Regions from separate parts of the Homo sapiens genome. Here region 1 is linked to region 2. The links are chromatin loops, found by intact Hi-C in ENCODE. Cell type or tissue: endothelial cell of umbilical vein. All regions are shown on one strand. Links, peaks and the distances in the headings refer to the core of each region. The heading gives the core; the rest is flanking DNA. Region 1 has its middle 210 kb from the start of KCNJ2. Region 2 holds the start of LOC124904100 (a long non-coding RNA gene).

Region 1 (11,841 bases), core at 2,424-10,423, 56 kb after region 2:
TCATTTTTCCCTAGAATTTTATATTTTTATATTATTGGTATATAAAAAGTTAAAATATAAAGGATCTCCTTAGCAAGTAGTCTTTCTATGTTGCCTAAGCCATTATTTTCTGATTTTATATTTGTGAATTATTCTTCCTATAACTTTTACCTTTTTATTTTTCTTGTTTTCTTTCTAGCCTCTTTAGATAAATGTTTCTTGAATTATTTTCATTTTGTGATTAATAAGAGTAGTTGAATTACTTAACGTTGTAAATTCTAACCTTGGCTGTAGCCCACAGTGTTCAAATTGCTGCTAATTACTAAATATACTGTAATTGCAAATTTAATTTTCTCAGGAATCCAAGATTTATTTACAAGTGTTTTCTAATTTCTAAAAACTTGAGGAGAAGTTGTAACCTGTTTGTTTGTAAGGTCTAAGTGCATTACAATTTAATCAGAGAACGCTGGTTACATTTTGCTTTAATATATTGACTGCTTTTAGGCCTTTAATACGTTCCACTGATCAAATTCTGTGGACATAGTAAAAGCTTATATATGTGTTATTGAGCTTTTTAGAATATATTATTCTGATTCATTCTTCCTTTCCCTGAAGATTAGGTACCTGTTCATAGATAGGTATATATATGGATAAATATATGTGTGTGTCTCATCTGTGGGTTTATATATTTCATGTACTTCATCTGTTGAACACTTAAATGAAACTTTAGCAGTGAAGACTTCCCTGATTCTTCACTGATAAAACAGAAGCCTCCCTGACATCTCTATTTCCTTTATGCTGCTTCATTTTTCTCCTTAGCATTTATCTCAACTGCTATTTAAATTCTTAATATTCTGTGTTCCCCTCCTAGAATGAATATGGGAGCTTGATTCCTCAGCAGCTAGTACAGTTTAGCAGGTGTTCAAACACATCTGTTGTTTTGTTTTATTGTGTGTTTGTTTTGTTTACTGTTTATTGCTAAATGAGAGAATGCAAGCCAACTCATTATTCAACCCATAAACTTAGGTAACTATTAATGGGAATTCAGTTAATAATTACATAAAATCCTTTTATAACAGGAAATATTCATCTAAATCTTCTATTATGAACTCTCCTCATGTGGTTAAGTTGGTTCAGTTAGTAAAAGGCTTGTTTATGCTTTTTTCTATTTCAACTCATATTTAATTAGGTATAAATCTATTTGGCCTCATTTTTATTTCCTTGATAGCTTCAGCATTGTCTGTCTTCGCAATGACTTCAACATTTTTAAATGGTCAGACCCATCGAAACTTAAAACTTCTTTTTACTCTGACTCCTTTCTTGTGTGCAATAGTATCTCAATCATTCAGTGTGGAAGACAGCTATACTCTTTTACCTGCCAATAATGGTTTCTTCCTTCTTTTGATATATCACCATTCCGTAATTCTCAGCCCATGCAATCAGGTGGGACTAGGCTATGACACCCCTTCCAGCCTGAGTTCCCTTAGGAAACCATTTTTCCAGACCTGGCCAACCAGCATATGATGTGTCATTACTTGTAAGGATTAAGCAGTTACCCTGCCTTCCACAAGCAGATTAATATGAGGTACACTTGGAGAGTAAAGTGTTAGGTTATGCAGTAGCTAATGGAATTGAACATCACGTAGACAATTATACTTTAGGGCTGACTATGATTAAAAATTTAAGAACTCAGTCCAGGACTTCACTGAAAGGGTAATAGAACTACAAGGAGAATGAAAACACAGACTTGCCAAGTCCTCTCTGATAAGGTCAGGTTCATGTAAGGAAAAGAGTGGGGCTCTGAAATCTCGCTTGGCTCTAGGAGTGGGAGAATCATGATTTCCCAGATTCTCCCGAACTCTCCCAGGCAGTTAAAACAGCTCCTTCCCCTTTTGTAGAAGACAGCAGCCTCCCCTTGCCTGGAGACAATGCAAAGACCACACCTAGAGTGAGGTCATGTAAGGTCATAAAGCCTTTTCTCACCTTTATCCATGGCCTCCAATAATTAGAGTCAGGTCTTAGCATAGACTGAGGAGGGAGATACAATCCCTACTCTAGAAGGAAATGCAGTATACAACAAAAGAATGACAGGACCTGGCTCACCTGGTCCAGGAGAGCATACATAGGAGTGGAAGGATGTTAGATTGAGACATTGGCAGAATGTAAGGCTGGACAAGAGATAACTTATTAAAGCATTCTCCTGACACTTTTAGTTTAAAATCCTGGCAAAAATAGCCAGAGGAGCCAGGTGCGGTGGCTCACGCCTATAATCCCAGCGCTTTCGGAGGCCAAGGTGGGTGGATCACCTGAGGTCAGGAGTTTGAGACCAGCCTGACCAACATGGAGGAAGCCCATCTCTACTAAAAATACAAAATTAGCCGAGCATGGTGGCACGTGACTGTAATCCCACCTACTTGGGAGGCTGAGGCAGGAGAATTGCTTGAACCCTGGAGGCAGAGATTGCAGTGAGCCGAGATTGCGCCATTGCACTCCAGCCTGGGCAACAAGAGCAAAACTCCGTCTCCAAACATATATATATACGCATATATACGTATATACACATATACGCGTATATACGTATATACACGTATACGCGTATATACGTATACACACATATACGTATATACATATACACACATATACATATATAAATATATACATATACATATATACATATATATTTATACACACATATATATACATGTATATACACACACACATATATACATATATATATACACACACACATATATATACATATATATATAAAGCCAGAGGAGTATATTCTGGCTGCCAGAATGTCTCCTTGAAGCTTGGACATTGGAAAGATCAAAGGTAAATGAGATGGATATGCCACTGTGACTTTGGCAGAAGAAGGGGTCAAAAAGCTCCTTAGAGTACGGGTATGTTAAAATATATTTATTAGGTGAGAGGAGAGTGTTCACCACGTGACTATGTCCCCAGGGGGAGCCCAAAGGACATTCTCTTTACTGAGTCATTAGAGAATGCACGAAAAAGGGATCCCTGGTATCTTTAAGGTGATTGCTGGGATGGATGGCTTCTTTCCAGAACTGGAAGGAGGGAATGCTAGAAATCTGACCTCTTTGGGGCTGCACTGCTAATAGAGGCCAGGTGGATGTGATCAGTACAATGATAATGAGGACAAAGTGGCAATCACATTACCCTGAGCCAAAGGTATCTATGGTAATGACTAATAGGTCAGTGTTCCAGGATGAGATAGGTGGGCAGCTGATGATAAATTATATCACCAGAAAAAAAATCAGAAACTAATAAATGGAAGGTCACTATAATGTTTCCATATCAAATGAATTCACAAACATTGCACCCATTGATTGGTCCCCTTAATGAAGAAAAATTTTAGATTTTGTGAAGGATGTTGGTTGCCAGGCTTGAACTAACCTTAGTAATGGAAGAGTCAAAACTCCATCACAAGGCCAGGCATGGTGGCTGATGCCTGTAATTACAGAACTTTGGGAGGTCAAGCTGGGAGATTGCTTGAGCTCAGGAGTTTAAGACCAGCCTGGGCAACGTAGTGAGACCTCGTCTCTATTAAGAAAAAAAAAGTACCTGGGCATGGTGGCATGCACCTGTAGTCCCAGCTAGTTGGGAAGCTGAGGTGGGAGGATTTCTTGAGCCTAGGAGGTTGAGGCTGCAGTGAACTGTGATCATGCCACTGCATTCCAGCCTTGGAGACAGAGTGAGACCCTGTATGAAATGAAATGAAATGAAATGAAATGAAATAAACACCCAGCACAGTCCTTGTTAGAGTGAAAGCTTATGGAGGCCAGAATAAATTTGGTCTTCGGTCCATCAGTGGATCAGTGGATCACATGGCTCAGCAGACTCATCCAGTAGTTGTTTCCTCTGTCCTCAGATGTATATTTAGGATGGATATATTCAGGTGCTGGTAGAATCCTTAACTCATAAAGTAAGAGTCATTATAGTAGGAAATATCAATTGGATGTCCCTGAAACTGCTTTTTCTCCTCAGCTGAGATAGTAAATTGGAAGCAGTATTAGCACTACCCTCGAGGACTTAATGAGACAGAGTTGGTGGTCCCATTATATTCCAATTCAATTCAGCAGTATAACCCTTGCAGAAACCAAATGGCTTATGTAGGAGTAAAATGGGCTAACACTAATTTAATCAAGTGAAATAGACGGGTTATTGTCACTAAAAATGCATGCATGATCATGAAGATACCATAAGCTTTGAATAGTGTGTTGAGACTGAAAACTTAAAATGATGGTAACTGAGAATAGCACTAAAGCCCCAAACTTTGGTCACACTCTCATCTATGTAAGAACGTGACCAAAAGGGGGAAATTGTTAAATAAAATGACGGGAGGCCATTGCTTTGGACTGAGCTCATGCACTAGGCCCCAACAGAACAGACCAAATCAAAATGGAGTCATTCATGCTAAATGTGACATCATCAAATGGAAACTTTAAGAAAGAAGATAGATCCCATAACAAACCATTCTTTTTTCTCCTAAAATCAGGAAATTCCAGCATAATAAGGAAGTCCTGTCTGCTATAACCCTTACCAGAAAAGTAACCTGAAGTAATCTGATGTTAACCAATCGAGTTTTTTTAGTTGTTTCATTTCCTTGTTCCCACCTCACAAAATCCACTGCTCTGCTATTTTCCAGTGAGATTTGAAAGCAAATAAGTCAATTTATAATGGTGACAGATTGACATCAATGCCTGAAGTTTTGGTCAATTTCTCAATTTTGACCAAAATTTTGGGAAGTTGACCAAATGGGAGAATTGTAAAGTTTAGCCTAATGCTGTCTCCTTATATATTTTACATTTGGCCTAAAGGTTTCTCCATACACAGTGAACTGTAACCTAATGGGAGGTGGAAATATACTGTATCCCATTCTTATAACCAGTAGCCAAGTTCCAGTCAGTCACAGAAGCTGAGTTTCAGCCAATCACAGGTGGCTGACTGTTCAAACCATTTTCAAATAAGGCAGACTCTGATCTGTAACCAATCCAGCTGTTTCTGTGTCTCACCTCCTTTTTCTGTCCACAAGCGTTACCGGACCATGTGGCAGCCCCAGAGTCTCTCTGTACCTATTCTGATGGTGAGCTGTATTTTGCTCAGTTAAACTCTGTTACATTTAATTTATCAACAGTTTTTCTTTTAGCACAATAAACACTTGGTATCCAGCTTCCAATTTGGTAAATATGTTTTTCTCAATTCCCATGGTGATTCCATTCTCTGTGATACCATCCTCAATGACCTTCACCATCTTGACATTTTGTAGAACATCGCACTAGCCAATTGTATTGACAATGACACACCAATTAAATCTAATTAGCATGAAGTGGTAAGTGGCCTTGGTAAAACACATGTTCCATTTGATGGATGGTAAACCCACAAATACTCAGAGAACTGATTTATCAGTCCAGTTGTCTGAATCAATCCAGAACATTACTTCTCTCCCTTTTGTACATAACAAATTGTTGCATCTTGTGGCCTCCTAAAAGGAAAAGATGTGTATGGGGGTGTGTGTACATGTACACACACATATGCATATATACATACATAAATGAATAACAGGCATTCAACTTACAACAGTAATTATTTTCGTATGACAGAATGATTACCTTTATTTGGTAAATGTATTGTATATTTTGTTTCAGACATAACAGATTTCAGTAGGAGACTTTAAGGGAAGAGAAAAAATGTAAAAATGTATGCTTCTCTATTTTTTCTCATAATTAAAAATAAAACTGTTTAATTTACCTGTTTAAAATTTATTTTAATATTTGAATCATAATATCCATTATTCCCTCCACTTTTCCCATTCATAGTCTTGCACTTAAACACACAAGTTGCCCCTTATTTGTAACTTTTTGTATTCTTAATATGATTTTTTGTTGTTATTTTGTTTTGGAAAATGGATAATCCCATGTATAATACATCATTCCTGCTTATTTAGCCAGATTTTATTAGGGCTGAATATAGTCTTTCACCCGACAGATGTAAATCTTTATATTAAGGTTATTTTTTTAAACCACTCAATGAGTCTGTTACAAACCTTTAATTGTATTTGTAAGTATTATATAAATAATCAAAGTAGTCCTTTAATACAGCTGATACTGTGTTTGTTAAAACTGTACTCAAACTGTTGAGAATTTTTGTCAGAGGTCTTCCTATACACACAAATTGGTTCCAGAATGCTTGTTAATGAGGTGCAAACTTTTTATGTATGTACAGCATTGTTGCTCTGTTCTTTATCCTGTTTAAGTCACACTTAGAGAACTCAGCTCCTAATTTCCTCCCTTCAAAAGGGATTGTTGTTGTTGTTTCAGTTTTTAGCTAATTTCCTTTATTTATACTGCCTTTGTCATGTGTTGATAATGTTGACCAACTTCAGATATTTACAGATTTGAAACAGCTGCAAACATATAATTAGATCTTATCAACTTTGGCCATATGTTTGTGAACAAAACTCTCTTCCCTCTGCCACCAAAGAGCTAAAAACACTTAGGAATTTGGCAAGCTTACAGACTTCAGTATTCTAACTCTTCCTTCTAGGATCCTAGATCTTAATGAGCTTCCTAAAACTAATCTATGTAAAATACTCTCATAAACTTCAAGGAAGTCCACGATCTATCTTTTTAGAATGGTGTTATCCAATTTAGATAAAGGTCGCACTTATGCTATCTGGTGATGTCCTTCACAATAAATGCTTTACCTATTACTACTGAATTAATGACAATGAGGATCACCTAATCTGCTACATTCTTCAGCGTTTTTACACCCCTAGAAAAAGAGCAATTTGTAATAAAACCTCTCATGCATACTCATAACTTGCTTTACAGGGCAAGGATCCCATTTCTGCAGGCTGAAATGAATGTACCTGACAATCTTCCATCCCACTTCTGTTTGTCTTGTTAGGCTCTTGAAATGTAGCTTTGATTTTCATCAGTTATAACAGCGTCAGGCTTTTTTTTTTTTTTTTTTTTTTTTTTTGAGATGGAGTCTCGCTTTGTCGCCCAGGCTGGAGTGTAGTGGCGCGATCTCTGCTCACTGCAAGCTCCGCCTCCCAGGTTCACACGATTCTCCTGCCTCAGCCTCTCGAGTAGCTGGGACTACAGGCGCCCGCCACCAAGCCCGGCTAATTTTTTGTATTTTTAGTAGGGACGGGGTTTCACCATGTTAGCCAGGATGGTCTCGATCTCCTGACCTCGTGATCCACCCGCCTCGGCCTCCCAGAGGGCTGGGATTACAGGCGTGAGGCACCGTGCCCAGCATTTTTTTTTTTTTTTTTTTTTTTTTTTTTTTTTTTTGAGATGGAGTCTGGCTCTGTCGCCTAGGCTGGAGTGCAGTGGCACGATCTCAGCTCACTGCAAGCTACACCTCCCGGGTTCACGCCATTCTCCTGCCTCAGCCTCCCAAGTAGCTGGGACTACTGGCATGAGCCACCGCACCCGGCCGGCATTTTTCTTTTAATGTTATGAATGTATACAGCATGTTTCAATAGAACAGACTCTATAATATTCAGGTACTTAATAAATTCCATTTCATTAGGGAAACTGCCATCTTCCTACCTACACCTCCTACTAGTAGATAACAACTCGGATTTTAATCAGCTTACTCTGCTGGTTAAAAGTTTGTACTAACTGGTATGAGTCATTACCTTGTTGAGATTTTATTCCTTTTTTCCTATTTAACAATCATTTCTTAGCAAAACTGAATTAGTGATAAGCTGCATTTGGAAGAAGGGTAGAGATGTTTTATCCTTGATTGCTTTAACACAGTATAAAATCAAATAAAAATAAAATGAAAAGCAAATGAAACAGCAAAGGTAATGGAAATCAAGGGAAAGATTACATAAAGAAGTACAGAAAAGCAATTTCAGAAACAAAGAGTTCAATCAAAATTCAAATTAATTAAAACATTTCTAGGTCAAAAATCTGCAGTCAAATAACCCAGAAGAAATGCACTGGGCTAAGCTGAATTGCTGTTTTCATTAAAAAATGGCATGTGATTTTGACCTGCATAATGAACTTTGCAGGAAGATGACAACTGTTAAAATAATGAAACATTTGTTGCAAGAAACTAGGAAAGAGGAATAAAGGAAAAGCATGAGGAAATAGCAAAGTTTGTCTGTAGGCTACAAAAATAAAGTTTACATCAAAATTTTTGCCTCACTTGGGGTGGATCACAGAGACATGGCTATTAAAGAGTTTTAATAAATGTTCATGTTTAAATGCAACCCTCATAGTCTTAGTAGTTAGTAGAGATGTCAAGGAAATAAACAGATTTTATAGCTCAATTTAGTTTTAAGCATGAATAAATTCATACTGTCTTCCTTTCTTCCTAGGGCTGTGGGTGGAATGGAGGATGGGGAACAGAGGAGAGATACTAGGTGGAGGCACATTTGAACAAAGCTGAATTTAGCTTAGATTTTAATTCACTTGTGTGGGTGCGCTTCTTCCGAGAAGACAGAATCCAAATGATCTTCTGGGAAAAATGTTAACCATAATGAAAGCAAGACAAGTTCTAGAACCACTAGAAAAAATAAGTACCTGAACCTCTCATTTCAAGTCAAGTAGCCCATTTCTTATGTAAACCAGTTGATCTAATAGTGTTCATTGTAGGCACTTATCTTCCTTCACGCTCTCTAAGTTACCTGCTTCAGGACTTAACTCATAGAGTTCTTTAGAGAAACAATTACTTGAAGATTGACATGCCTTTCTCTGACGTATTTTTAACACAAATAATATAATGACACTTCTTGAATCTTCCTGGGTGTTTTCAGTACTTGTAACAGAAAGCTCTCTTTGCAAATTCAGAATAGAAGACACATTAAAAGGCAAATAGCAAACAAAAAAAGTCTGTAGCAAAGGAGAGTCAGAAACTGTTTTTATACAAAGAGCTGTTACACTGTAAATTGGCTATTAGTAAACAGTGAAGAATATGTGTGTGGCAGGGTTTGCTGTTGCTCAGGAATACCCAGTTCCCCTCTCTCCCTGTGGTTTTGGATTTAGGTGAACCACATGACTAGTTCTGACCAATGGATTGCAAGAGGAAGACAGGTGCGTTCCCTCCAGGCTGAGGCCTTGAGAAGTCAGCATGAGACCCTCTCTTCCCCTGACATAGCAACCCTGGAAGCCATGTGTTCCAAGTGACAGAGCTGCAAGTAGTTGGAGACAGGCAGTTCTGTACTCCTACCTGAAGGAAGTGCCCAAGAGAGCAGTTAGATCTCACATGGGTTTACATAAATGAAAATTAAATGTTAACGAGTTAAGGCACTGATATTTAGTGGTTACTGCTTATCACAGCATAATACAATCCCTTATTATTTATTCAAAACATAAATATAAAATTATAAAATTCACAATTCAGAAATATAACTAGTAAACAATTATCCAACATGACTTGTTAAAAGTAGATGTGCAAATTTTTTAAAGACATATTAATTTATTGTTTAACACTTTTTTGAAAAATCATAATACCCCTATATGACTAGGTGTGATAAAGTAGACACTTTCATGCATTTTCTGATGAAATCATAAGTAGGTGAAATATTATTGGCATTTTTTTCATTAAAAAGTCTCACAGCTTTGATCCAACACATACATTTCTGATAAGACAAAAAAATCAAAAGCTACAGAGAAGACTTTATGCAAAATATGTTTATTTTAGCATTAATCATTGTAGGGAACAAAAGGAAACCATTTTAAATGAGAGGTAATATGGGATTTAAATAAACCATAATAACTCAATATGATTAATATCAATCAGCCATTGAAATAGAGTTCCCGAAAGCCATAGGTAATACAATTTTTTAAAAATTTATTTTTCTCCATTTTTTTCTAAGTAACGGTAACTAAAGGGTTGTGTTCTGGGAAAGTATATTTACAATAAATCTAATTAAATTGCTCTGAACAGGAAAGGCGAAAGAGATGGAGATAGGAATAATTGCTAGAAAGAGGACAACCGATAACCTGGCTATTGCCTGGGGTGAGGTCGAAGGAAAAAAAAGAACTCCTGAATGGCAAAGAGAATGAGAAAAACTAATGTGATGGAAAATTTTGAAGCAGTAGAAACAGGAAGTATAATGTAAGTCCTTTCCTTCATCGGCCAAGGAAAATATTTGTCAAGTTCTACCTTACTACGCTTTATATAAATGAACTATTTGGAGAATATTGGGGGAGAGATGCTGAGGTTTATGTTTAAATTTTACAGATGTGAAAACAGAGGTAGCATGTATAGAATCTGATTAGTGTAATAGAATGAAGAATTGGAAAAGTCTGCACAAATTGCATTAAAACAAATACAAATAATAAATAAATATTAGAACTATCTGGAAATTAGCATGAAATACAACACCCAAAATGTAAATATCCTCCTGCCTCCTCTTAGAGAACTAAATTGTCTCAATGGTGACACCACATGCAGGGCTGAAACTTAACTACTGTATGCAATCCTATCAAAGGAAATATGAAATCAAATAATCTTGGAAAGACAGGAGGAACAAAAATCTGCAGAGGAAGCTAAGAATTGACAATAGAAGAGACTCCTGTAGCCACATTTAAAGAGGGAATGGAACCCTACAGAGAAAACAATACCAGATTAGGACCTTGTCTGGTACTAGATTAGCTCAGCTACGGCAGCTCTGACTCCAGCAAGGAATGCCTGGATCGACTGTTTTTTTTTTTTATTTTAGTTTTGTTTATTTTATTTTATTTTAGATTCAGGGGGTATATGTGCAGGTTTGTTATATGGGTATATTGCATGATGCTGAGGTTTGGACTTAACAATGATCCCATCCTCCAAGTTGTGAACATTACACCAAACAGGTAGTTTTTCAACCCTTTCTCCACTCCCTGCCTCCCCACTTTAAAAATCCCCAGAGTTTATTATTCTCATCTCTGTGTCTTTGTGTACCCAATGTTTAGCTTCCACTTATAAGTGAGAACATACAGTATAATATGAGAACATACAGTATTTGATTTTCTTTTTCTGCTTTAATTTGCTTAGGATAATGACCTCCAGCTGCATTCATATTGCTGCAAAGGACATGATTTTGCTCTTTTTCAGGACTGCATAGTATTCCATGGTGTATATGTACTACATTTTCTTTATCTGGTCCACTGTTGATGGCTAACTCGGTTGATTCCATGTCTTTGCTATTGTGAATAGTGATGCAATAAACAAAGGAGTGCAGGTGTCTTTTTGGTACAATGATTTATTTCCCTTTGGGTATATACCTAGAAATGGGATTGACTAACTTGACTGCCATTAGATGTTCCACTAGATGGAAGATATGACAGCTTTGTTGCTTGTTTTGATGGAAAGCTATGGATAGCTTTTTTTTTCACTTCTACTTTTAGAAATTATTGGAATATTCTTTAGCATAAAATATAGAATTTTATAATGAAATATAATTTTAATATTCATGGCTGGGTGAGCAGGGACAGGGAGAGTGAAGAAGATAATGAGTTTAAGGAGAGACCATTAAGTCAGCAACAGTAAAATTGTGTTCGCCTGTCTCACTGTCTTCCATTTTAGGTCTTGTTCTCAAGTTTTCTAGCTTCAAATCTGAGATGATCCCATCTGACCTTCGCCTTTAATAAGTTTATAGCCCATGTATTTTCAAAAACAACTTTAAATGACAGGCAGTAAAACATATTTAAAGCAGGACACTATTTAAATAAACAGTTGGTTGAGTTCAGAAACCATGAACGAATGGGAGGGCATAAAGATGCTTGTCTTCCTGGGTTACTCTAAAGTTTCTTTTCTCTGTAAATGTCCCTTTTTCCTACGAAGTGACCCTTCATTGATGATGCTGGCCTATGTGACCTGGCTGTAATTGAT
Region 2 (11,841 bases), core at 1,437-9,436:
TCCATTTAATCATTAAATATTCATTCATTCATCTTTTTCTTCATTCAGTTATTATTTATACCATGCCATATATACAACTGATGTAAGATGACTGGAAATATACATTATTTAGACCAGTGCCTCTTAAGTTTTAATGAGCACATGAATAACCTTGAGAAGCCTGTTCAGATTTGTCATTTCTAATAGGCTACCTGATGCTGTAGATGCTGCTGGTCCATGGGTCATCCTTTGATTAGTAAGGCTTAGATGGTCTTCTCTCTTCTTGAGGGGTCCTTAGGAAAGGAGATATAACACATACTGGACATTCAGTAACTAAAATTAGCTTCCCAAGCTCCCACTTGTGTCTGAGAGAGTGTGGTTTGGGAAGTGTTTAATACTCTTAGACATGGTATGTAATGTTTCTGTATAACAGGATTTTATTTTCAATTCTGTTTTCAAGAAAAAAGTAGATTTGCCAACTAAAGTTGCTATATCCATCCAACTCACCTTCAGAATACAAATAAACACTGAAAATAAACACTGATCCAATAGAGAGACGAGAGTATTCCCAAAGACCACAGTCCTATAATGTTAATCTGCTGCACTTGTTTCAGCAATAAATCGGCAAATATTAAGAAGCATCTGTGGTCAATGAGAATTATCTTGATGCCAGAAACTGTGCTCTCCAAAGCATGTGGGTCACACAGCTTGAATGTCCCAGAGCTACTCTTTATCACCCAGCTCAAGAGCTGGCTCCAGTCACTTAAAGAAGGAAACAGATTCTGAAATCAGCTCTATGTACCTTGTCATGTATTTTTAATAAATATGTGTGATTCTTATCATAGAGGATGGTTTCAGTGAATTGAAAACCACCTGTTATTTTGCTTTTCCTTTTCTTATTGTTGTTTTTTTAATAAAGCTTCATTTTAAAGAAAACTTCTGCCAATTATTACATGTATATGCCTGGAGAGTCACACCCCTAACTGAGTATAAGAATCAAGCTCTGCAGTTGGGAAACTAGAGGTTGTGGTCCAAACGTGGCCAAGCACCTGTGTTTGCAAAAAAAATAAATAAAGAAAAAAAAATAAAAAAAGTTTTATTGTAACATACACACATACATTCATTTACCTATTGTCTATGACTTCTTTTATACTACATGCCACAGACAGCATGTGGTCCACAAAGCAAAAATATTTACCACCTGGCCTTTACAGGAAAAGTTTGCTGCTCCCAGTCAAGATAATGGTAAAAATCTAGATTAAATAACCTTCCTTGTAAAATTCCATATCATTAGGGCTGTTGCTGCATGGTTGGCTAATACACTGTAAACACTGTGTATGTTTGCACATGCACACACACACTCACTCATACCCACTAGGAGAAGACACATATATATTCCTAGTAAATAATAATTTTTTGATCTTTTTTTCATTGTATAAATAATAAATCTACTTCCAAGGAATCATCTTAAGCAAAAGGGTGGGATACTGAGGGCTTTTAAAAAGTCCTTTGACATTCAAAGTGAGTTATCACAATATAGTGTTCCCGGAGATTATGCATATGCATGAAGCAATTAAATACACAAATGAAAATACAACTGCCACAGATTTAACGCACAAATCCTGGGATAACATTTAAGTCTGATCAATGCAGCACAGGAAACAAGGCAGAATTCTCCGTGCCCTCTTACCAACTCTCCTTCCTCTTACCCACCTTCCCAACACCTAAAAAGTGATTCTGACTCATGTTTTTAAGGTGTCTGGGAACAAATACAGGAAGGGTAATAACAACAAACAACAGGAGGACAAGAAACATAATTGAGGTGCATTTAACCTAATGGGAACATGAATGAAGATTGTGTCCTTTCTGTTATAATGCGATTGTTCGCGTCCTTCAGAGTATCCTGAAAACACAACCAGGGAAAACCCATGCTAAAGAAGGCAGAGAATCCCACGGGGTCAGAAAAAAATAACATTGCTTTGTAGAGGTTGAGGAATACATGGGAGGAATGAGAGTTTTGTGGGTCTCTAGTCACTGTCAAGATCTAGTAAATTATGCACCAGTGTTACACGAATCTTCTGCTACGATGTTATTATCCATGCGACTATATCAGACTCAAGTTGAGCTATGACGTAATCACCACTGAAAGCCAATTTGTTTACTAAACTAATAGCTTCTCTGCTGCAGTTATCTAAGTGTCCTTTTTTGTTGCCCTCCTAATATCAATACATTTTATCTTGTTGTTGTCTAAATCTGACATTAACTCTGTGTGTGAGATTCAGAATATTTTCAGAATGCCTTCAACCTGCTTGAATCCAAGAGTATTCAAGTACTAAGACAGGCCTGGCATGGTGTTCCAAAAAGAGGACAAAACTTGCATGCTAAAAGGATTTGTTTCCTAGTCTACTGAGAACATTTTGCCCAGCTTCTATTATCTTCATATGAGAATACTATCAAGATATTGATTAAGCAAGGTGCACATCAGTCACTTTCATCTCAAACCCTGGCCAAATGAAAGAGAAGACTCCTTCTACCTGGGGCTCAACTTAGCTCAATTTCAAAGTGATTGCAAAAATTAGAGTACAAACATCAGTTTACCAATGGAGTAGAATTAATATATCTGGCATCTACTCAGCATCTATTTGACTGTGAGTGATTCTTCTGTGCCCCCAAACTTCTTCATTTCCAATCTGCTGGCTCAGGCAATGAGATGGGTCTGGTCCCCTGGTTTCCTTGAAACCCCTGAATTGCTTTTGGCACTGGAGCAATGTTGTGATCTCAAGCCTGCTTGCCACCTTCTCTAAGTAGCTGAATTCTGCTTATTGTGCTTCCAAATGCAGCTTCTTTCCTATGACTGACTTGATTATCTAGGGTGAGATAATAACTAGACAATACCGTTCAAGACATAGGCATGGGCAAAGACTTCATGACTAAAACACCAAAAGCAATGGCAACAAAAGCCAAAACTGACAAATGGGATCTAATTAAACTAAAGAGCTTCTGCACAGCAAAAGAAACTAGCATCAGAGTGAACAGGCAACCTACAGAATGGGAGAAAGTTTTTGCAACCTACTCATCTGACAAAGGGCTAATATACATAATCTACAAGGAATATTAACAAATTTACAAGAAAAAAACAACCAACCACCTCAAAAAGTGGGCAAAGGTTATGAACAGACACTTCTCAAAAGAAGACATTTATGCGGCCAACAATCATATGAAAAAAAGCTCATCATCACTGGTCAATAGAGAAATGCAAATCAAAACCACAATGAGATATCATCTAATGCCAGTTAGAATGGCGATCATTAAAAAGTCAGGAAACAACAGATGCTAGAGAGGATGTGGAGAAACAGGAACACTTTTACACTGTTGGTGGGAGTGTAAATTAGTTCAACCATTGTGGAAGACAGTGTGGTGATTCCTCAAGGATCTAGAACCAGAAATACCATTTGACCCAGCAATCCCATTACTGGGTATATACCCAAAGGAATATAAATCACTCTACTATAAAGACACATGCACACATATGTTTACTACGGCACTGTTCACAACAGCAAAGACTTGGAACCAACCCAAATGCCCATCAATGATAGACTGGATAAAGAAAATGTGGCACATATACACTGTGGAATACTATGCAGCCATACCAAAAAAAAATGAGTTCATGTCCTTTGCAGGGACATGGATGAAGCTGGAAACCATCATTCTCAGCAAACTAACCCAGGAACAGAAAACCAAACACTGCATGTTCTCACTCATAAGTGGGAGTTGAACAATGAGAACACATGGATACAGGGAGGGGAACATCACACACCTGGGCCTGTCGGGGGATGGGGGGCTAGGGGAGGGATAGCATTAGGAGAAATACCTAATGTAGATGAAGGGTTGATGGGTGCAGCAAACCACCATGGCATATGTACACCTATGTAACAAATCTGCATGTTCTGCACATGTATCCCAGAACTTAAAGTATAATTTTTTTAAAAAAAGTAATCTTTCTCCCCTAGTCTTCTGCTGCTGTATTTCACATTCTAAATTTACCTTCTCAGTTATCAAGATTGCCCAACCAAAGCCTAGTTCTACCATTGTTCTAAGACTTCTATATTGATTCCCCTGTCATCTGCATAAAGGGCATTCCTACCAGATTATCAGCTGTCTTAGCTCCTACTTGACCAATGAAGCTGTGCCAGTATTCTGACAACTTGTTCTTTACTCCAAGTTTCCTAATTTATAAATCAGGCTTTCTTACAGAGAGCAAGCCATTGAAAATAAAAATTTCCTGAAGGATCTTACTCAAAAGAATATTCTTGGTTACAATAAAGATTCTTGGTTACAATCCACAGAACCTGATTATGGTCAATTTAAGAAGAAAAGAAATGAATTACAGGGATATGGGTAGTTCACAGCTTAGAGAACCAGGTGCCAAAAATGACTGACAATCAATGTAGGCAAGAAATATGAGTATTGCCCAAGGTGGAAGAAGCATGGGCACAGTCACCCCGAGAACATTCTCGTTAGGTGACTTTTGGTGGTACCACACTTCTGGTACTGCCGCCATTAAATGCTAAAGCCCATCACATCTAAAGTCCTGGTGCTGCTGCCTTTGCCACACACCTCACAATTCTCACAGCAACTATTACCACTGTCACCATGAATAATGTTTATCCCCATAAAATTAAAGTGCTCTGCCAAGATTCAAAGTCCAGGGTGGGTGCAGCTGGTTGGCTTGTGCTCTAGCTGTCAAGGGTGAGAGGAGTGGCGTTTCTAGAAAGGGAACTGGGGTTCTGGTTTTTACCCAGATTCAGACAATGGGGAATTTCTTAGAAAAAGGAGAATGGTCTTCAGATGGGGTACACCCACTCATTCCCTCCCAGACCAATACTACAATTGGACTTGTGGATGTCAGAATAATGGCCCTCAAAGATGCTTATATCCTAATCCCTGAAACCTGTGAGTATACTACACATCGTAACATATGTAGGATACATACTACATGGCAAACGGAAATTAAGGTTGCAAATGGATTGAAGGTGGCAAGTCAGCTGATCTTAAAATAGATTATCCTGGATTCTCTGGGCAAGCCTAACATAATCATAAGGGTCTGTAAAAGTAGAAAAGAGTCAGAAAGGAAGGTCACAGTGATTGTCACATGAGGAGCTCTTTGAAGGTGGAGGAAGGGGTCTGTGAATCAAGCCATGCAGACTGTTTCTAGAAGCTGAAAAGGCAAGGAAGCAGGTCCTGCCCTATAGCTTCCAGAAGGAAATGCCGCCCTGTCAACACCCTGAGTTGAGCCTAGTAAGACCCATGTCAGACTCTGACTGCAGAACCATGCGGTAATAAATTTTGTGTTGTTTTAAGCCACTAACTTCGTGGTAATTTGTGACAGCAGCAACAGAAAACTAATGCAGAAGTCTTTGACTTATGTTCTTTTGGAGCTAATTAAATTTTCTATCCCAGGTGGCATTTTTTGTTTTCCTAAACAGCCATTAACTTACATTTAATTAACAGACAAAGACTTAGGCTATTTTGTTGCTATGGATTTTCCCCTTATAATTGCGAGAAGGGATTCCAGTTTTAATACCTACTCAAAAATTATATTTCTTACAATAATATTTAACCAATGTATGAAAAGAGCTTAGCACATTCAAAAAGCAAAGAACAGCTTCAGATAACAGTGATGCTAAACAGGCAATCAAAAGATTATTTCAAATACTCAGTACTATAGGGCAGTCTAGCTCTTAAAATTTTTATTAAATGTTTAATTGACTAAAAATAGCTGTATACATCTATGGGGTACAATGTGATATTTTGATATATGTATACATTATCAAAAGATTAAATAAATCTAATTAATATATCCATCAGCCCACCTACTTATCTTTTTGAATGATCTTTAATATCTACTATTTCATTAATTTTGAAATATACATTGCATTATTATTAACAATGGTTACCATCCTGTGCAATAGATCCCTAATTTTACTCCTCTTAACTGTAACTTTATGCTCTTTAATCCCTTTCAATGAAAGAGAGCTGTGTTTGACCTTATAGACTTTTAAAATTTCTCAATTCCTTTGCAAGTTACTGATTTTTAAAGGGCAGAAGGGGGCAGGTAATGATTTCTTATAGAGACCAAATAGTGAAAAATGGTGAAGACAGTTTTTCCTGCTGCCCCCCCACAATTGCCCACCATAAGTTATGAATTGTGGAGTGCGTGATTTGGTAAATTAGAGACACATATGTAGTTTTAGAAAGCTATTCATCCTTGGTTTGATTCACTATTATGGTTTCTTGATCAGTGATCAACAAATTTTCTGTAAAAGGCCAGATAATAAGTATCTTTGGCCTTACATGCCAGAAGGTCCCTGTCATAATACTCAGTTCCATTGTAGCAAGGATACAGCAATGTTCAGTACACAAAGGAGTTTGAGGTGCAGCCTAGATGTCACAATTTCTAATAGTTCCCATGTCATTCTAACTTGCACCCAGGGTTAATAAACACTGCCTTAAGAAATGGCTCCTGGCCAGGCACCGTGGCTCACACCTGTAATCCCAGCACTTTGGGAGGCCAAGGCTGGTGGATCATCTGAGGTCAGGAGTTCGAAACCAGCCTGGCCAACATGGTGAAACCCCGACTCTACTAAAAATACCAAAATTAGCCAGGCATGGTATTGGGCGCCTGTAATCCCAGATACTTGGGAGGCTGAGGCAGGAGAATCACTTGAACCTGGGAGGTGGAGGTTGCAGTGAGCTGAGATTGCACCACTGCATTCCAGCCTGGGCAACAGAGCAAGACTCCATCTCAAAAAAAAAAAAAAGAAAAGAAAAGAAAGAAAGAAAAGAAAAGAAATAGCTCCTAAACCAGATGAACAAACATCAGAATAATCTGGAGACATACAGGTACAGTGAGAAAATATGCAGAGTCATACAGGATCTTGCCATATCAAATGACTCAATTTCTGATGGAGAGGTCAGGCAATATGTAGCATTTTCAAATTCTCTATACGGAAATAGGATGTTTAAAAACCATGTTCTTAAAGAAAATGGAATATGTGCCACTAATCATTTCTTTCTTTGCTGTTTACATGTATCTTCTGCATTAAGTAATAATTTTCTCCAAGCACCTGCAGATTATAACAAAGATAGTTTGGAGGTGATAGCTTAAGAATTTAAAAATCTTAAATTCTGTTATCTGGATTTTGAAGGAATATCGGGTGCGTGGCTGGGCTGACTGAGTTATTTTCCTGAAGCAAGGAGAAAGTTCAGCCTATCTTTATTTTGATATAGCATTCAGAAGGTCTATAAAATAGTATCTAAGGACTGAAAATGGGCACAGAAGGGGAGGAAGAATGGCTCTTTGGAATAGATGCTCCAATCTACCTTGAGAAGACGGAGGAAAACATTATCCTGCTGTGAGTTATTTTAAAACATATTGGTCTTGGCCGGGTACGGTGGCTCGCGCCTGTAATCCCAGCACTTTGGGAGGCTGAGGCAGGTGGATCACGAGGTCAGGAGTTTGAGACCAGTCTAACCAACATGGTGAAACTCTGTCTATACTAAAAATACAAAAATTAGCCAGGCATGGTGGTGTGTGCCTGTAATCCCAGTCACTCAGAAGCCTGAGGCAGGAGAATCACTTGAACCCAGGAGGCAGAAGTTGCAGTAAGCTGAGATCCCATCATTACACTCCAGCCTGGGTGACAGAGCCAGACTCCATTTCAAAAAAAAAAATATATTGGTCTCTGTGTTATCTTTAACAAACTTTTTGTTGTATGTATGTATGTCATATATTTTTTTAAAATTTAATCATAGGACTTAAAAAAAAGACCACTGGAGATGAGCACTGCTTTTTGCATCTGTAAAGGCCAGGGATGGGGTCTTATTTATTTTTGAATACTAAACACTTAATAAAAGTACCTAGAATATAGTAGGCACAATGAAAGATTACTTAGTGAATGAATTTAGGAAGGACAAAATTCCACATGGAGGACAAGATGCATTTTTAGAATGTCAAAATTCTGGAAGAGTTTTAGGGGGCTGAGTCATGGATATTTCTTTGTCCAAAAGAGCAGGTTTCCAAACAAGTTCCACACATATGTTGCATTGTCCTTGGGAGGAACATAAATGTAACATCAGACTATACAGACATGGCTAAATAGCCTGCATGGTCCCTCTTGCTGACTGACATTCCTGGAAATCCCACGCAAAGCATCTCTATTTCTTCCTCTCCATATCTTTAAGATAAAAACCTACTCAAGATTTACTGTGAAGAATTTTGCAGAACACTTGATTGAATAATAGAGTTCTTAGTTACTTTCATTTGATTTTCGAAAATGGGTAGTTAAAGCTCTCTTCCTTTCAGGCTGGAACAGTAGCTCACTCCCATTTGGGTCTTGAATCATAGGGAAGAAATTGACCCATTTTCAGAATTTCAGTGTCTTAGTTATTTATGGCTGCCTATAAACCCATTCTTCTTCACCTCCTTGGACAGCAATCGCAAGGCTCAGGTGCCAAACTGGGAAATGTAATGTATTTTTCCAGGAGCAGCTGGCTTCTTGGGAGCACTCTGGCAATGATATGGTCCCCTTTGAAACTGCCTACTTCACTGACTTGTGTTTTTAAGATGCATGATAAACTGTTTGGGCTGCTGTGCTGTTGTACATGCTATTTTCCTTTGACTCACCTCAAAATAATGAGGAACTGATATCCATTTAATCCACATGGAGAAAAAGCTACTGAGTACAACTGAAAAAACAGTCCATATATGGAATATCCACATATTTATATGCTGGAAGGGACATAGGGGCCACCTAGTCCAACATCCTACCCAGTGCAGGAATTTCCTCCATAATGACCCTGAGCAGGAATCAATCAACATCTGCTTAAAAGTTTCTGGAGACAGGGCAATTACTACTTCTTAAATCAAACCATGTTATCACTGGATTCCTCTAATTGTTTAAAAGTCCTTCCTAATACTAAGATGAAAGCTGCCTCCCCACAGTGTTTTGCACCAGTCCCAGACCTGTGTTTAGAGCAGCACAGAATAAATCTGATCCCTCTTCAACCTAAAAGTTTCCCAAATGTTTCTCATCCTGTATTCTTCATTTTCGAATGTCACCATCTCCAGTTATTTCAACTACTCCTATTGCCTAGTCAGAAAAGCTTGTCGGTGTACATTTTTAAATATGTCATCTACTTTCAGAATTTCATTGGGGTTTACTACTGCTTGTCATTGGAACATTATAATTCTATCAGTCTAGATTCTTAACACTTGAACTTTCTGTTAGCAGTCTACACATTGCTGGCTTCAGTTATTCAGGAACTATGCTAACCTCTTGTATGTCTTCTACTCTCTAGTAGTCTCTCAACACCCTCAAGACAGGTACCATTATAATTCTCAATTATATTTGAGAAAAGTGATGGTCAGAGAGATTCAGAAATCTGCTCACAGCTAGTTCTTTCTGACTATAAGACCCTTAATTAATAAACTATATTGTCTCTCTTAAAATAAATGACAACTAAAACTGAGTTATTTTTAAAATAAGTTGCTGTCAGACCAGAATCTGTTCTTCCTTTTTATTGCTTCCTGTGTGGTTCCTTAGTGGCAATCATATAATAGGAAACTTCATCATGATAATTCACTTCCACATACAATTAATGAATTTAATTCTTACAGCAAATCTATAGGATTTAGTCTCGTTTAACTGTATTTTCTATGTTGAAACTTGAAGCTCAGAGCTTTCCAAAGTCACACAGCCAGTAATGGGATCATCACTAAGCCTGTTTCTATTGACCATTTTGTCTTTTGATTATTAATTACTGTTTGCTGCTTCTTTGCACATATATAGTACTTTTAATTGATTGTTGGATATTGTAGGTGGGACATTATGGATGTTCTGTATTATGTCATCTTCCTATAATTATTGTCAAGTTTTTTTTCTGGCTGGCAGTTAGATTGCCAGTGAGTCAACTTGACCTGTCATGTCTTGGTTTTAGACTTTACTAAAGATGAGAGGCTAGGTGTGGTGGCTCACAACTGTAATCCCAGCAATTTGAGAGGCCAAGGTGGGTGGATCACCTGAGATCAGGAGTTCAAGACCAGCCTGGCCAACATGGTGAAACCCCGTCTCTACTAAAAATACAAAAATTAGCCTGGCATGGTGGGAGGCACCTGTAATCCCAGCTACTCAGGAAGCTGAGGTGGGAGAATTGCTTGAACCTGAGAGGTGCAGGTTGCAGCGTGCCAAGATTGCACCACTGCACTCCAGCCTGGACAACAGACCAAGACTCCATCCATCTCAAAAAGAAAAAAAAAAAAAGATGAGAAATTTTGGCTTTAAATTTACATATAGAAAACTGTACTTTCTCATAAACATGGCTCTTCTGGGACCTCAAGTATATTCCCAGGGAGTTCACCAAGGTGTCTCTACTATAACTATGGCTGAACTCTGTATCTTCCCAGATGGTCCAACCGTGAAATCTCTTCCCAGTTTTCTGGCACACAGCAAATATACTCCCTGCTAGGTGTTGCTGAGTGTTGCCCTGAACATGCATATGTTTTGAGTTGTATATGATGTTAGCTATAGGATTTTTGTGGATATTCTTTATTGAGTTGAGAAAGTTCCTCTCTATTACTAGTTTACCTAGAGTTTTTATTGTGAATTGGTGTTAGATTTCATCAAGTGTGTTTTATGCAGCTACTGATATGATTATGTGATTTTTTTCCTTCTTGAGCCTGTTGATGTGATGGGGTACATTAGTGGATTTTAAATTGTTGAACCAGCTTTGCATATCTGAAATACATCCCACTTGGTCATGATTTATACTTATTTCTATATATTGTGAAATTTGATTTGCCAATATTTTATTGAAGATTTTTACATCTATGTTCAAAAGCTAACTTTTTAAAACTTTTATTTTAGGTTTGGGGTACATGTGCAGGTTTGTAATATAGGTAAACTCATGTCATAAGGGTTTATTATACAGATTATTTCATCACTTTTATTCCATGTCACAGATTATTCCATGTCTTTGTATTGTGAATACTGCTGCAATGAAGATACACATGCATGAGTTTTATAGTAGAATGATTTATATTCCTTTGGATATGTACCCAGTAATGAAATTATTGGGTCGAATGATAGTTCTGTTTTTAACTCTTTGAGGAATCAGCACACTGCCAGAAGCTCACTTTTTATACTCATCTAGAAATCAGTACATCCAGTCTTGGAGCATAATTGTGGAGGGTTTCAGAATGACAGAAGTATGACAAGCAGTGTGTGTCATCTATTTATATTTATTTGAGTGGGATTATTGAGGGCTATTGGGGAGGGAAAGAAATGAGTTCATGAACAACAGCCATGCCCTATTTGAAGAATTTAAGGAGATAAACCCATATATTGTCTGGAAATCAGTCAAAATTTCAAAACATTAGAAATATAATACATAAGAGAATTCAATACAAAGGTACAAGGATAATATATTGATGTAATCCAGCCAATTAAGTGATTATTCACATAAATAACTAAAGAATGATAAAAAGCTGTTAATGAGTATTACATTTAGACATAAAAATTTTAAACTGGTAGAATTATTATCATAAAAGAGAATGTAAACATACAAAACTTGAAAATATAAAATTAAAGGGCCCAGCCTCTTAGAGTTGTTTCTATTTATTAGAAATAACAATTCCATTTTGAAAAACGAGTAACTCTTGTCCTAAAAAAATCATTATGTGAAATTATCAAATCCTTCAGCTTTATTTGTATTCTTTCCTTCTAATAAATTCCAGAAAACTAAATTTAATGCTCACTGATAAAAATAGCAAGGATATTTTGCCGGACACACTATCTTCCTTCT

The links. Peaks named below come from ENCODE experiments on the same cell type or tissue, not always from the same donor. Only the 100,000 strongest peaks of a DNase experiment are listed, where the experiment ranks them.
Region 1: it touches region 2 in a loop (2.5-fold over the local background); 3 of 110 quality-filtered maps call a loop at or near these places.

The regions. Positions count from the first base shown.
Region 1 is chr17:70,372,802-70,384,642 of GRCh38, reverse strand. No RefSeq gene overlaps it. Among named protein-coding and RNA genes, the nearest start is that of KCNJ2, 210 kb to the right of the region's middle. In endothelial cell of umbilical vein, for the core only: no CTCF peak of the experiment used is centred there; a DNase peak (open chromatin) is centred at 6,472.
Region 2 is chr17:70,428,130-70,439,970 of GRCh38, reverse strand. It overlaps LOC124904100 (a long non-coding RNA gene), which reads right to left and starts at 269. Exons shown (of 2, transcript XR_007065977.1): 1 at 192-269. In endothelial cell of umbilical vein, for the core only: no CTCF peak of the experiment used is centred there; DNase peaks (open chromatin) are centred at 5,220 and 8,740.